Linked DNA regions of Homo sapiens: regions 1, 3 and 4 are each linked to region 2. The links are chromatin contacts, found by Hi-C or POLR2A ChIA-PET in ENCODE. All regions are on one chromosome and are shown on one strand. Each heading gives the region's core, a stretch centred on a gene start or an enhancer-like site at or near the end of the contact. The rest is flanking DNA. Distances are from core to core; before and after follow the strand shown.

The links. A loop is a pair of places that touch in the nucleus more often than their neighbours do. ChIA-PET counts read pairs that join two places held with the same protein, here RNA polymerase II (POLR2A). Pooled maps may share reads with other maps.
Region 1: a loop to region 2 is called in a map of B cell, with 17 times the contacts of the local background. The contact joins two enhancer-like sites. A Hi-C loop is called at or near these places in 1 of 168 maps with a recorded cell type or tissue (B cell), 11 of 37 single-sample maps with no recorded cell type and 5 of 50 pooled maps. POLR2A ChIA-PET finds 5 or more read pairs at or near these places in 4 of 52 experiments (A673, B cell, GM10248 and 1 more).
Region 3: a loop to region 2 is called in a map of heart right ventricle, with 2.2 times the contacts of the local background. The contact joins the promoter of CHST3 here to the enhancer-like site in region 2. A Hi-C loop is called at or near these places in 2 of 168 maps with a recorded cell type or tissue (Right ventricle myocardium inferior and heart right ventricle), 1 of 37 single-sample maps with no recorded cell type and 7 of 50 pooled maps. POLR2A ChIA-PET finds 5 or more read pairs at or near these places in 4 of 52 experiments (HEK293, Panc1, WTC11 and 1 more).
Region 4: a loop to region 2 is called in a pooled map, with 2.8 times the contacts of the local background. The contact joins two enhancer-like sites. A Hi-C loop is called at or near these places in 2 of 37 single-sample maps with no recorded cell type and 4 of 50 pooled maps. POLR2A ChIA-PET finds 5 or more read pairs at or near these places in 2 of 52 experiments (A549 and activated T-cell).

The regions. Positions count from the first base shown.
Region 1 is chr10:71,834,954-71,838,643 of GRCh38, forward strand. The region is part of intron 1 of PSAP (prosaposin); the gene reads right to left. Among named protein-coding and RNA genes, the nearest start is that of PSAP, 14 kb to the right of the region's middle. RefSeq lists enhancers at 923-1,692, 1,510-1,579, 1,690-1,789, 1,693-2,462, 3,233-3,690. Within about 2 kb of position 1,363, at least 26 of the 41 ENCODE cell types and tissues checked have a DNase peak (open chromatin) inside an H3K27ac peak, as active enhancers do; they include B cell, where a contact is called at or near this core.
Region 2 is chr10:72,246,678-72,250,410 of GRCh38, forward strand. No RefSeq gene overlaps it. Among named protein-coding and RNA genes, the nearest start is that of DDIT4-AS1, 25 kb to the right of the region's middle. RefSeq lists enhancers at 1,223-1,790, 1,791-2,359, 2,360-2,926, 2,395-2,494. Within about 2 kb of position 2,279, at least 35 of the 41 ENCODE cell types and tissues checked have a DNase peak (open chromatin) inside an H3K27ac peak, as active enhancers do; they include B cell and heart right ventricle, where a contact is called at or near this core.
Region 3 is chr10:71,962,608-71,965,854 of GRCh38, forward strand. CHST3 (carbohydrate sulfotransferase 3) reads left to right here and starts at 1,788. Exons shown (of 3, transcript NM_004273.5): 1 at 1,788-2,087.
Region 4 is chr10:71,895,270-71,898,495 of GRCh38, forward strand. No RefSeq gene overlaps it. Among named protein-coding and RNA genes, the nearest start is that of LINC03139, 19 kb to the left of the region's middle. Within about 2 kb of position 1,686, at least 4 of the 41 ENCODE cell types and tissues checked have a DNase peak (open chromatin) inside an H3K27ac peak, as active enhancers do.

The DNA of each region.
Region 1 (3,690 bases), core at 113-2,612, 410 kb before region 2:
AGGCTGGGCACGGTGGCTCACGCCTATAATCCCAGCACTTTGGGAGGCCAAGGTGGGTGGATCACGACGTCAGGAGATCAAGACCATCCTGGCTAACACAGTGAAACCCCATCTCTACTAAAAATACAAAAAAAAACAATTAGCCAGGTGTGGTGGCGGGCGCCTGTAGTTCCAGCTACTCGGGAGGCTGAGGCAGGAGAATGGCGTGAATCCGGGAGGCGGAGCTGGCAGTGAGCCTGGGTGACAGAGCGAGACTCCGTTTCAAAAAATAAATAAATAAATAAATAAATAAATAAAATAAAAATTAAAATTAAAAAAAATTCATACCCTTATAACATAAAACAATGGCCAGCTGCCGGTGGCTCATGCCTATAATCTCAGCACTTTGAGAGGCCGAGGTGGGGTCAGTTGAGTCCAGGAGTTCGAGACCAGCCTGGGCAACATGGCAAAACCTCATCTCTACAAAAAATTAGCCGGGCATGGTAGCACGCACCTGTGATCCCAGCTACTCGAGAGACTGAGGTGGGAGGATAGCTTGAGCCCAGGAGGCAGAGGTTGTAGTGAGCCGAGATCTCACCACTGCACTCCAGCGGTGAGCTACCATACCTAGCCCTAAAAATATTTTATAAACTGCCTTGAGAGTGCCTATGTTTCTTAAAACAGGTCCTTGATTTTAGAACCAAAAAAATGGGGAAAAAAATCCTCAGATTCACATCTCACTTCTAGCCCAATTATTTAGCTAGGAAACAAGAGATTACATCGGACTACACATAGAGGATGGTGGCATGAGGGTCAAACTCCAACAGGCATCTCAGTAGGGTTGAACAAACTTTTGCTGCAATAGATACTTGACCCAAGTCTGAGACAGAAAAAAAAAAAAAAAAAACAAAACACAATCACCTGAGAAACACACTTAGAACCTCAGGAATCTTGCTGTATGCTGCTTCCCTCTGTAAGCCAATTCTACATACGTGTGTAACACACATAGGAAACACGTGTTGTATAGGTCAGTACGTGTTCTTCCTCCAGGAGAGGGTAAGGAATGAACTGCTTTCTTTCATTACTACCTCCACAAGCTACTCACACAAAGACTGAGTCCCACAAAGCTCGAGTCAGATCACCTTCACCCCTTCAGACACAAGCAAATGAATTATTCATCTGCTGCCCAGATTATAGCCTTCCCTGTCCCCTGGGAGCAAAATCACAAACACGTCCAGTTCGCAACCTCAACCAAGCTGGCCACATTCCAGAGGCTGCTGGTTTGGACTCTAGTTTCCAGGGGAAAACATGTGCCAGATGCAAATCAGTACCAAGCTCCCCAGATGGCTCACAAAAGCTTAGTTAGCCCGCAGTGTAGCCAAGCATGGCTGGCGCCAGCCTCAGTTATAAATCTCAGGGGAGCGGTGGAGGGGAGGCAGAATTGAGTCATGAGGGTAAGGGCTCTGGGGACTGTGCGGTCACAGAGACAGCACAAATAGGAACCCCAGACCTGATGACTCCCACCACACCCTAGCAGGCCCTGGGCCCCTAGGACTCTGAAAAGGACCCATGATGACACCATGATACACTGCCTAGCCCTACCTCCAAATCAAGATGAACAGGAGGCTACCAAATGAGTCTCTAGGCAGAGGAAGGCAGAGTGATACACAGGGAAGCCAGAAGAGGATGGGCTCAGACCTCAGGAGACCAGAGCCAAGACAGAGGAGTCACCACCAAAAGCAGGGGCAAGTGACCAGCACCCCCGATTCTTAAAAATGCTCATCCAGTGTAATGTCCACCCAGCTACTTTCTCCAGCCCTCTCAGCAGGGAACTAGCTACAGCTGACCAAAATCTAGAGTGTTTCCGGAACACAACACACTCTCACAGGCCCATGTGAGAATACTTTGTAGGCTGCCTACTTCCTCTAGGAATGTGAAACAATAATCGTTTTCCATGATGACTTTGTTACTTGTTTTGGTCCGGCCAACCTGGACTGAAAATAATCTTGGGCAGCCCCTTGTATCTGAAACTGGCCCAGCTAATACAAACTGACTGTCACTTCCCAATCCATGACCTACTGAATGGCAGCAGGCCTCTTCCTCAGATCTGGAGGCAAAAAGATACGCATGGTGGAGAATTCGGTACGCCTATAAAGTCAAGTTCCAGCGTAAAACAGATTTCCGTGGACACAGGAAGTAACACGTAAATTCCAACTCCTAGAAAGTGCCTTCTTAGCAAGACACCCCCTTCTACCTCCAACCACAAGCCAAACATAAAGGTGCATGTTACAAAAACAGCCTGTGGTATGCAACGGATTCCATCTCCCAGGATGAACGACATGATGACATACGTTCATAGACTGCGTGTCCTCAGGGCAGGCACCACTGGGTGGTGCTGGGGAGCTCCCAGCCGCCAAGAGGTGCAAAGCCCACTCCCAGAGCAGATCTCCTAAGAGGGGATCAAACAGTGGGTCAGAACCTTTTGGGGACATGGATCCCTTTCCCAGAAACTTTATTACACACACATTTCTCCTAGCACTTGAGGAACTTCTCAGGTCCCAGCTGTGGATTAATCATAAAGCTCTACAGGCAAGGGTGGTTTTTCTCCACACAAGCAGGTAAACAACCCAGCTGAAGGCATGGCTACCAGCTCCACTGACTGCGCAGAGCCCGAGGCCCTCAGGCCAAAGAACAAATGAACAGTCACGATTTTCTTTACCCCAAAGAGCAGGAGGAACAGACATCTAAGTAATGGTGTGTGATCCCACGCATCGGTGGGAATGGGAGCGGCAAGGCAATGCTAACGGAGCCTTCCTCAAAACGAAATTGGAATTGGCACCTGCAAGATGGTGACAGAAAAGGCTGGCTACGTGGAGAGGGAGTGGGGAATTCCAGAACATTCCAAAGGAGTCCAGTTCTCTGTGGGGAAGGGAAGAAACTGTCCTGTCTTTTCAGGAGCGAAGCCAAGGGAAGTAGCGGCAGCCAGGCTGCAAAGGCAGACAGATCTCAGGTGCTTGGGGGAATGGTCTCACCTGCCCCACACACCCTAAGGTGAGGGCTCAACCCCGTGGGCGATACTGCAGGAAGCTTCAGGGATTTCTGGGAGGGACAGGACAGGCAAGCTCATGTGTGGGTCTCAACCACCCAGGCACAAGGTGGCAGAACTGAAGAGGAGGTGGGAGATACCAATGTCAGGCACCTAACTGGAAGGCGAATTCAAAAACGTCCACATGAGAAATGGAAGCAGCAAGAGCCAAGAGAGGCTAACACAGAGTCCAAGAGAACAAGATGGGCAAATGGCACTAACAGGGTTCCATGAGAAGTTGTGCAGACTCAAAGGGAAAACAGAACAGCAAGGGCCAATAGCACCAGGAGAGACACGCCCATGAGCAACGTGAGCTGCTCAGCAGAGGCCAGGGAGGGGAGGGCCTGGGGCCCCACCCAGAGAGTCCCCTGGAGGACTGGGGATGAGTGACGGGAGAAGGAATGTTTCAGAGACACGCGGTCATCTCCAAGGAGGGGGAGAATCCCGTACACCTTCCACCAGGGTGTGGAGCTGGTATGAGTGGCTCCAGACCACAGATCTCTGAACAATGGGTGCAAGGAAGCAGACCACAGCTCCAGGTAAAGAATGCATTTAACATCCACCCAGGGGCATAAAAAGAGAACGGATTAGCTGGACGTGGTGGTGCACGCCTCAGTAGTCCCAGC
Region 2 (3,733 bases), core at 1,029-3,528:
AACCCAGCCCTCTCTTTATTTTATTTATTTATTTTTATTTATTTATTTATTTATTTTTTGAGATGGAGTCTCGCTCTTGTTGCCCAGGCTGAGTGCAATGGTGCAATCTTGGCTCACCGCAACCTCCACCTCCTGGGTTCAAGTGATTCTCCTGCCTCAGCCTCCTGAGTAGCTAGGATTACAGGCATGCACCAACATGCCCAGCTAATTTTGTATTTTTAGTAGAGACAGGGTTTCACCATGTTGGTCAGGCTGGGCTCCAACTCCCAACCTCAGGTGATCCACTCGCCTCGGCCTCCCAAAGTGCTGGGATTACAGGCGTGAGCCACTGCGCCCAGCTATTTATTTTTTGAGATGGAGTCTCGCTCTGTCGCCCAGGCTGGAGTCCAGGGGCGTTACCTCAGCCCACTGCAACCTCTGCCTCCCAAGTTCAAGTAATTCTCCTGCCTCAGCCTCCCAAGTAGCTGGGATTACAGGTATGTGTCACCACACCTGGCTAATTTTTGTGTTGTTAGTAGAGATGGGGTTTCACCATGTTGGCCAGACTGGTCTCGAACTCCTGACCTCAAGTAATCCCCCCTCCTCAGTCTACCAAAATGCTGAGATTACAGGTGTGAGCCACCGTGCTCAGCCTCCAGCTGTTATTTTTATTGACAAAGTTATGAAAATATTTGAGTGGGAAAGTGATTTGCACAGGCTCCATCAAGTTGACAAAACCAAGATCGGAACACAGGTCTTTTGGGGCCCCCAGCCTTCAGCAGACTTCCCCAGGAGTAGCAGTATTGCCTGCTTTTGGAAACCTCTTCTCCAAGAAGGGAATCCCTGAGCTTGGGCCAGTCTAGGAAGCACCCAGTTGAATCTACAGGCCTAGGACACATGAAAACCCTTTTACCAACCAACATCTGGAAAGGGACTCTGCAATGCCAGGGTAGAAGGAGCCTTATTCATGGAGCTTCATAGAGGCACTGGGTCTTATTTTCTTTGAGACGGAGTTTCACTCTTCTTGCCCAGGCTGGAGGGCAGTGGTGTGATCTCGGCTCACTGCAACCTCCGCCTCCCGGGTTCAAGCGATTTTCCTGCCTCAGCCTCCCGAGTAGCTGGGATTACGGGCATGCACCACCATGCCCAGCTAATTTTTGCATTTTTTTAGTAGAGATGGGGTTTCTCTATGTTGGTCAGGCTGGTCTCAAACTCCCGACATCAGGTCCTCCGTCTGCCTCAGCCTCCCAAAGTGCTGGGATTACAGGCATGAGCCACCCCCTCCGGCTTGGGTCTTATTTTCAATGGCCAGGCCTCTCATTAACGTGGCAGGAATGCAGCCTGTGCGGAGCTCCCAACAGTGCAGTTTGCCAGAAGTTGGCTGGGATTGTGCTGGGTTTCTCAAGGTTCCCCTCCTTGTTCACTCTCTTCAGACCCACCTTTGCCTGCAGCTGGCAAGCAGCTGATAGATCTCTATTTTGCTGTTGTGAGAATTCACCAAAAAGGCACTTCTAAAAGCCTCATGCAACTAGCAGGAGAAACATAGGTTTAGAGCCTTGCTCCTGCAGCTTCAAAAACAAGGAGGCAAAAATTGAGATTGAATATAGCACAGAGTGTGGGTGACACCAAACCACGGACTGAGTTGATAGGCTGCAGGGAAGGAAGTGAAAAGTTCACCTTGTCCTTCCGTCTAACAGAGGACTGCTGGTTTTGCAGAGGTTTGCTTTTTTTTTTTTTTCCATTCAATAAAAATAGCTCGGTGGGACAACATATTATAGCATTCGTGGAAATAAAAACTAGGAACCACATCATAGGATGTTCTGCTCCAAACTTGGCGCTGATCCCCCAGGCAGCTCCAAGTTCCCTCTGATTCAGGCAGCAGCGACGGAGGCCCTCCCCTGTCCCAGGTGGGACCCGGCCTTCAGAGAGGAAGGGAGGTGGTGGTATGAGGCATCAGCTGTTTCCTTTGCCTGTGGGCCAAGATCCTTGCCATGGCAGAAATACAACTTTGTCCCCAGTGTCTGCCTTCTGCACTGTAAAAAGCAAGTTTCCATCACAAAGGGTTGCGATTCAGGAAACCAGGGTTAGAGGCAAACGGGTCTTATTTGAAAATGGTAAAACCTGGCCAGGCCTTGGACTTCCTGCATTGGTTGCTCTCCTGGGACCTGGGACCAGCCCAGCAGGGTGGGGTGGGGCAGCAATGCAGGTTACAGGATGTGAAAGTGGGGACTGAGGTTAGGAAAAAGAATAAAAGGCTGTGACCAGAACACACCCAGCAGAGGCCATGTGCAGTTCTCTTCTTCAGGGTTTCCTGTGGGTACACTGAGAACATTGTGTTCTGGCTGAGAACTTATCCGGCGGAGCCTGCTGCATACGTGGCCCCTGGGTCCTAGTGCTGCCTCTTACCTAGCCTCAGGCCTGGCTCCCCTGCCTGCACCTGCGTGCAGCCCACTGTATGACCCAGGGAGGCTGTCTCCATTGTGTCCTCCTGCTGGGTGAGGCCCCCGGCCACCAGACTCCGAGCACTTAAGATTCTGACCCATCCCGCATTTCCAAAGCATCTTCAGCGTGCCGGGTGCCATCACACAGTCGCGTTTCATATCCCTCATAACAAAACATCCTTCAGATGACAAAACTGAGGTTCAGGGAAACTGAGAGGAACAACCAACATCAGTATTTATTTTTATTTATTTATTTTAGAAAGGGGGGTTTCACTTCCACCCAGGTTGGAATGCAGTGGTGCGTTCATAGCTCACTGCAGCTTCCAACTCCGGGCCTCAAGTGAACCTCAGCCTCCTGAGCAGCTGGGACTACAGGCACGCACCACCACCCCTGGCTCATTTTTGTATTTTTTGTAGAGACAGGGTCTCATTATGTTGCCCAGGCTGGTCTCGAACTCCTGGGCTCAAGCAACCCTCCCGCCTCGGCTACCCAAAATGTTGGGATTAAGACATAAGCCACTATGTGCCTGGCCTATGCCAGTATTTATTTATTTATTTATTTATTTATTTATTTATTTATTTATTTATTTATTTATTTTTGAAATGGAGTTTTGCTCTTGTTGCCCAGGCTGGAGTGCAGTGGCATGATCTCGGCTCACCGCAACCTCTGCCTCCCGGGTTTAAGCAGTTCTCCTGCTTTAGCCTCCCGAGTAGCTGGGATTATAGGCACCCACCACCACACCGGGCTAATTTTTGTATTTTTAGTAGAGACAGGGTTTCACCATGTTGGCCAGGCTGATCTTGAACACCTGACCTCAGGTGATCCACCTGCCTCAGCCTCCCAAAGTGCTGAGATGACAGGCGTGAGCCACCATGCCTGGCTGCCACTATTTATTAAAGGTTCTTGGATGCAGGTCTCATGTCACTTCGGGATAACTGATTTTGAGGCATTATTTCAAACTCTTGCAATGAATGTGAGCATTTTCTCTCAAAGTTTCTCTCCAGGTGATTTTGAGAATAGATGCTTTCTCTTTTTTATTTTTTGTTTGCTTGAGACAGGGTCTCATTCTGTCGCCCAGGCTGGAGTGTGCAGTGGCGTGATCTTGGCTCATTGCAGCTTCAACCTCCCTGGATCAATTGATCCTCCTGCCTCATCCTCCTGAGTAGCTGGGACTACAGGTTTGCACCACCAAGCCCCGCTAATTTTTTTTTTTTTTTTTTTTTTGAGACGGAGTCTCTTTCTGTCGCCCAGGCTGGAGTGCAGTGGTGCAATCTCGGCTCACTGCAACCTCCACCTCCCGGGCTCAAGCAGT
Region 3 (3,247 bases), core at 538-3,037, 280 kb before region 2:
TGTCCTGCAGGCCTTGTCTGGAATAGAGGCAGCCACCGAGTCAGGTGTCCTTCAGGTCTCCTCTATTCTGGACAAGGCCCTTGGGTGAGGGGTGATAGGAGAGAGAGAGGGGAGGGGGGAGAGGGAGAGAGAGAGAGACACCTCTAAGGACACGCAGCCAGAGCCTGTCCCCTTCCTGGGTTTCGGCACCAAAATGTAACGTTAGCTGAGAGAAAGGACAAGAGAGAGACCCAAAGTTAGGCGAGTAAGTTTATCCTGCCGGGCTGCTCCACCACAGTCAGAGGAGGCAGCCCTGGAGCTTATAAAATGAGGGGTTCATATGGGGGAGAGAGACCCTGGGGTTGTCGGTTAACTTTACCACATATCATCTCGTGACCGCTTACAATATAGGAATTTAGAAGAGGGTGTAACTTAAGTTTATCCACATTTCTCGTGACCTTCCCCATGCTGCCTGTTGGGCTGTAAGCAAGTCTGGTGACCTTGCTGTAGCACCTAGATAAGGGTCCAGGAATGCAGCTTCGGAGTATTCAGGGTAAGGGTCAGCTGCATTGTGTGTGGGGCGGGGGGTTCCTGGGGCAACTTGTCCCTAACAGGGTCAGGATTAGTTCTATCTGGTTCTCTATTTGCTGTCCATCTGTAAATGCTGAGAATGGCAGAGGGAGGCCAAGTGTAGATAATCAGGTTTTAGCTTTTTTGGATTTTCCTACTTCTCCTGTACAGGAAATAACTTATTGTCTAAACCCCATACTATCCCATTAAATGTCAGGAGTGCTGTCTTAGGCCTGAATTAGCTCATGACGTTACGTACTGGAAGTCCCAGGAGGAATGCCCAGCAAGTGGAATCCAAGACGTTCTCGCCTTCTCGGGGACAGGGCCATCACCAGGATTCGGAAAGGAACAGGGAGGTTCGGTTTGTGTTCCAGTTCTGAGCCCTTTACCTCATCCCTCGAGAAGCTGGCCTTTGCACCCCGCAGCCGGTGCTGCCCAGCCGACCACGCCATGCACGGGAGGCGACTGGGACCCCACTTGCCTGGCAGCCCGGCCGGAGACCCAGCTGCCTGGGAGGGTCCGAAGATAATGCCAGGCAGCCCTGGCGGGCCGGGAAGACCCTCTGTCCCTCCCGTTTCCCAGTTCTTGAATTAGGGGAGCCTTGGACTGGCTGGCGGCGCAGGAAAGTGCAGGAGGGCGGATGTGGGACCTGCTGCCGCCCAGGGAGACGGTGCTCTGTTCTTTGGAACCAGGGAAACCGTCCTCCAGCCCACTTGCCCCAGGGGGGAGCAGGAAGATCCTCTCCGGGCAGAGATGATGGGGAACCCGTGCAGCCAGAGGGTCTCCCTGGCAAAGGTCGGGGGAGGGGGCGGCCGTAACGGCCCCGGGCGCTCCGGCACGGAGAAGCCAAGGGGGTTCTCCAAGCAGCCTCCACCCACCAGCCTCGCCAGGAGAGCGTGGATACCCGAGCGGCCCCAAGCGAGTCCCCGGGGACTGGAGGGCCGAGGGGCAGCGCCCGGAACAAAGGCCCGCAGAGGGGTCCTGGAGACAGCGGCTCCCCGGGGGCGGCTCCCCTCTCTCCCCTCTCTCCCCTCCTCTCCTCTCCCGCCAGCTCCTCCTTCTCCTCCCCTTCCTCCCCCAGAGGCCCGGCCGGCTCGCGGCCCGAGCAGCGCCAACTTCGCCAACGGTTCCCAAGTTGCCGGGCGCGCAGGGGTGGGAGCTGGGTGGGGTGAGGAAGAGGAGGAGGAGGAGGAGAAGGGCTCCCGGACGCCTTGGACGCGGTTCAGGAATCCGCCGCCGCTAGCCGGCTCGGGCCTGAGCGGGGAGGGCGCCAGGCAGGACCTCTCGCAGGCTCGCTGCGCAGGACGGCGCCCGCCTGGCGCCGCTTCCCTTCCAGCGTGCCGACCGGCCCCGCAGCGCCTCCATCCCTCCGGCCCGCCCCGGAGAAGACGCACAGCTCGGGCCGCGCGGGCGCCGGGGCCGCGGAACCGCTTCTGCCGGGATCTTCCAGGAGGAAAGCGAAGTTGCGAGCGGATGCTGCCCGCGCCGGACCCCAGCCGCGGAGGGTCGGGGCCGCCGGTGGAGTCTCGGCGGCCGGGGTAAGTGGGGCGCCGGCGTCCTGGAACCGCCGCCCAGCCCGGGGGAGGCCGCCCAGCCGGGAGCCCCCGCCTTCCGCGTCCAGGCGCGCGCGCCAGACTTTGGAGGGAGAAGGGGGCGAAGCGGACGGTGGGAGGTGGAGTTCCCAGCTCGGGGAAAAGCCCAGGCAGGCACCCACAACCCGCTGCAACCGGATCACACCTGCCAGGTACACACAGCTCATCGCCACTCATACCCCGCACACGGCGCAGGCTGATCTGCGCACACCCACACCGGCCAGGCACATGCCACACACCGAAATGCACATTCCTGGGAGCGCGGGGGATTTGGCCTCTACAGCAGGCACGTCCTCACACCCCTCCGTCACATCCACGGCCTTTGTCTGCTGCCCCCGCAGCCCCCAAGGAGAGGGAGCCCCCAAAGCGCAGCGGGCAGGAGAGAGGCTGCCTGGGTTTTGAAAACTTGTGGCCAGAACCCCGAGACCAAGGGGAGCAGATGTTGCAGTCGGTTCTCGGAGTTCTGCAGGAGCGAATTTGGTGTGGAAACTCGGTGTCTGGGTGATGTGTGAGTGTGCGAAGCCCTTCCGGAGGCGAGGCCCGGAGAGAGGAGGGAGTGATTCATAAACTCAGAGCCGGCGTGCCAGGGTCTGTGAGCAGCGTGGAAGAGGCTGGCAGGCCGTTGCTGCGCTAGACAGAAGGGTAGTGGCCGTGACAGTCTTCCAGGGAAGCAGGGACCCTTCCCCCCAGCGGATGTGCTTCCTCCAGGGACTTCCAAGGGAACCGGGTGAGCAGATTCCAGTCCTGGGTGTGGACGGGGTAAGGGGAGGTGGGGGGATTTAAGCCTAAAAGGTTAGGGAGAAACCAAGGCAGGCCTGACGCCTTCATTATTTTCCTTGCACCTGAAGTTGTGTTTGGTTTCTGATGCGTGGTGTTGCTGGGCCCCAGGATGTACGGGGGATTGTCCTGGGCCTAGCATAGTGCCTGGCACAGTGGGCACTCAGTCAGTACTTGCTTGATGAATAATGACACCGGTAATTATCATTCATTATGGACTCACTGTGCGGCAAGGCCAGTGGGCCTCTGCTGGGTTGAAATTGATTTTCCAGCAGAGAAGGGGGCCTGAGTAGCTCCTAGGAGCCCTGCCTGATCTGCTTGGGCCAGTG
Region 4 (3,226 bases), core at 436-2,935, 350 kb before region 2:
AGAGTCCTTCTCCAAAACAAACAAACAAACAAAAGTACAAGATAGGCCCGTGCATTTTAATATAATAAAGCATGAAATGTTCATTGATATGGGTTCAGATTCTACATTATAATCAACCTTAAAGAAACAATTGCTTGTTAAGTTTTGGCGTAGCATTAAAGAAGAATATTCACAATTATCTGAAAAAGCTATCAAAATACTCGTCTTTTTTTCCAACTCCGTGTTTGCGGGAGGCTGGATTTTCTTCAATCAAAACAATATATTGCGGGACGCAGTGGTTCATGCTTATAATCCCAGCAGTTTGGGAGGCTGAGGTGGGCGGGTCACCTGAGGTCAGGCGTTCAAGACCAGACTGGCCAACATGGTGAAACCCCATCTCTACTAAAAATACAAAAAAATTAGCTGGATGTGGTGGCGCACTCCTGTAATCCCAGCTACTCGGGAGGCTGAGGCAGGAGAATCACCTGAACCTGGGAGGTGGAGGATGCAGTGAGCCAAGATCACAACATTACACTCCAGGCTGGGCGACAAGGGCAAAACTTTGTTTCAAAATAAAAAAATAAATAAAAATTTTAAAAGCCCCAACATATTGCAACAGACTGAATGCAGAAGTAGACATGAGGCTCCAACAGTCTTTAATTAAGACAGTTGCTTGAGAGATTTGCAAAAGTGTAAAACAATGCTGTTTTTCTCACTAAATTTCTCTTTGTTTTGGAAATGAAGGTATTTTTCGTAAAAATATGTTTATGTTTACATGTAATGAGTTCATTATTACTTTTTGATAAATTAATAAATATCTGGGTCCTCAATAATTCTTTTAAAAATTTTTTTATAATTTAAAATAGAGATGAGGGCTGGGCTCGGTGTCTCGCGCCTGTAATCCCAGCACTTTGGGAGGCCAAGGTGGGCAGATCACTTGAGGTCAGGAGTTCAAGAACAGCCTGGCCAACATGGTGAAACTCTGTCTCTACTAAAAATACAAAAATTAGCCGGGCGTGGTGGCTCATGCCTGTAAACCCAGCTACTCGGAGGCTGAGGCAGGAGAATCGCTTGAAACCAGGGGGCGGAGGTTGCAGTGAGGGGAGATCACCCCCCTGCACTCCAGCCTGGGCGACAGAGCAAGACTCCTTTTCAAAAAAACAAACATGTAGCAATGAAGCCATTAAAATAATTTATTTTTTATTTCTTTTTCTTTTTGTATGAATCGACTTTGGATAAGAAAAAAATCTACTTTTTAAAGAGCTGGGTTTGTGTGGTGGGACACCTATTGGGTGCAACAATGTGGAGAACACTGCCCTCTGGCGGTCACTCCCAGTATAGTACCAGAGAGGTGGGGAAGCTTCCCTTGCTATTCTAGGACTGACCATGAGACGGCAGAAGAATACAGTATTTGCTTCTTTTCTATTTCTATTATACTTGCTTTTCTTTTTCTTTTCTATTTCTATTTGCTTCTTTTCTATTTTCTGTTCCTTCTTTTCTATTTTTTTAAATTTAAGTGTAGCTAAGGGGACTCACTATGTTGCCCAGGCTGATCCCCGACTCCTCGGGTCAAGTGACCCTCTCACCTTGGTCTCTCAAAGTGCTGGAATTATGGGCATGAGCCACCATGCCTGGCCTAAAACCCTGTTCCTAATCTCTAGGTTGGTCCTCAAAGCCTCACACTCAGCCGGGTGCCCAGGGATTGGGGCAGGAGTGACCTCACAGAGCTGCCCACAGTAATGATGCCTGAAGTGCTCCAGCTAGCAGGCTAAGCCTTGTCTTCTCTGCCTCCACAGCAACTCATAGCAGCCCTAGGGAAGGCCACATCCCAGACCCCTAAACCCAGAGAGACAGAACGCAGACCTGGGTGGCAAGGACTCAGTAAGTTATTGAGTGCCAAACCGGGCCACCACTGTGCTTGGCTTTAGGAAAACTTGACATCTATAAAACTTTTAATCTCTAGTAGGTGCTCAAAAAAGCCATTCACTCTTTCATGTAACCAAGAAAAGATGTTTGAGCACCTGCAAAGTGCCAGGCACTGTCCTAGTCACTGAGGACACAGTGAGAAGCAAAAGGGGCCCAGGTCCTGCCCACATGGGACTTATAATTTGGTGAGGGAACAAAAAAAATTTAGTCTCAAAAAACCAAAGTTTGGTTAGATGCTGTGAAAAAGGATGGGGTTCTTTAAGGGCACCTGAGAGAGGGGTCTTGTTTTTCCTGGAAGCCAAAAAGAAGCATAAAGGTTGATACGGTTTGGACGTTTGTCCTCCAAATCTCATGTTGAAATGTGATTCCTGGCTGGGCATGGTGGTTCATGCCTGTAATCCCAGCACTTTGAGAGGCCAAGGCAGGCAGATCACTTGAGGTCAGGAGTTCGAGGCCAGCATGGACAACATGGTGAATCCCCATCTATACTAAAAATACAAAACTTAGCTGGGCATGGTGGCACGTGTCTGTAATCCCAGCTACTCAGGAGGCTGAGGGAGGACAATAGCTTGAGCCTGGGAGACAGAGGTTGCAGTGAGCCGAGATTGTAGTGAGCCGAGATTGTGCCACTGCTCTCCAGCCTGGCTGACAGAGCAAGACTCTGTCTCAAAACAAAACAAACAAACAAAACTACCTCTTAACTTAGTCCCCTCGCATTTTTTTTTTTTTTTTTTTGAAACAGAGTCTCAGTCTGTTACCCAGGCTGGTGTGCATGCAGTGGCACAATCATGGCTCACCTTCCACCACAGACTACAAACATGTGCCACCACATCCGACTAAGTTTTTTTTGTTTTTTTTGTTTTTTGGGGTTTTTTTTTTTTTTTTTGTAGAGATGGGGATCTCACCATGTTGCCCAGTCTGGTCTCAAGCTCCCAAGCTCAAGTGATCCTCTCATTTCGGCCCCCTAATGTATTGTCATTCCAGCCATGAGCCATGGTGCCCAGCATCTCCTGCTTTTTAACTTTGTTTTTAAAAGCTTCTTGATTTTTGTTTCAATTTAATACTGTCTTGGCAACTTTTTAACTTTTTGTTGTTTAGTCTCACTCTCTTGCCCAGGCTGGAATGCAGTGGCCAGATCTCAGCTCACTGCAACCTCCACCTCCCAGGTTCAAGCGATTCTCTTGCCTCAGCCTCCCGAGCAGCTGGGATTACAGGTGCCCACCACCATGCCCAACTAATTTTTGCAATTTTAGTAGAGACGGAGTTTCACCATGTTGGCCAGGCTGGTCTCCAACTCCTGACCTCAGGTGATTCACCCATC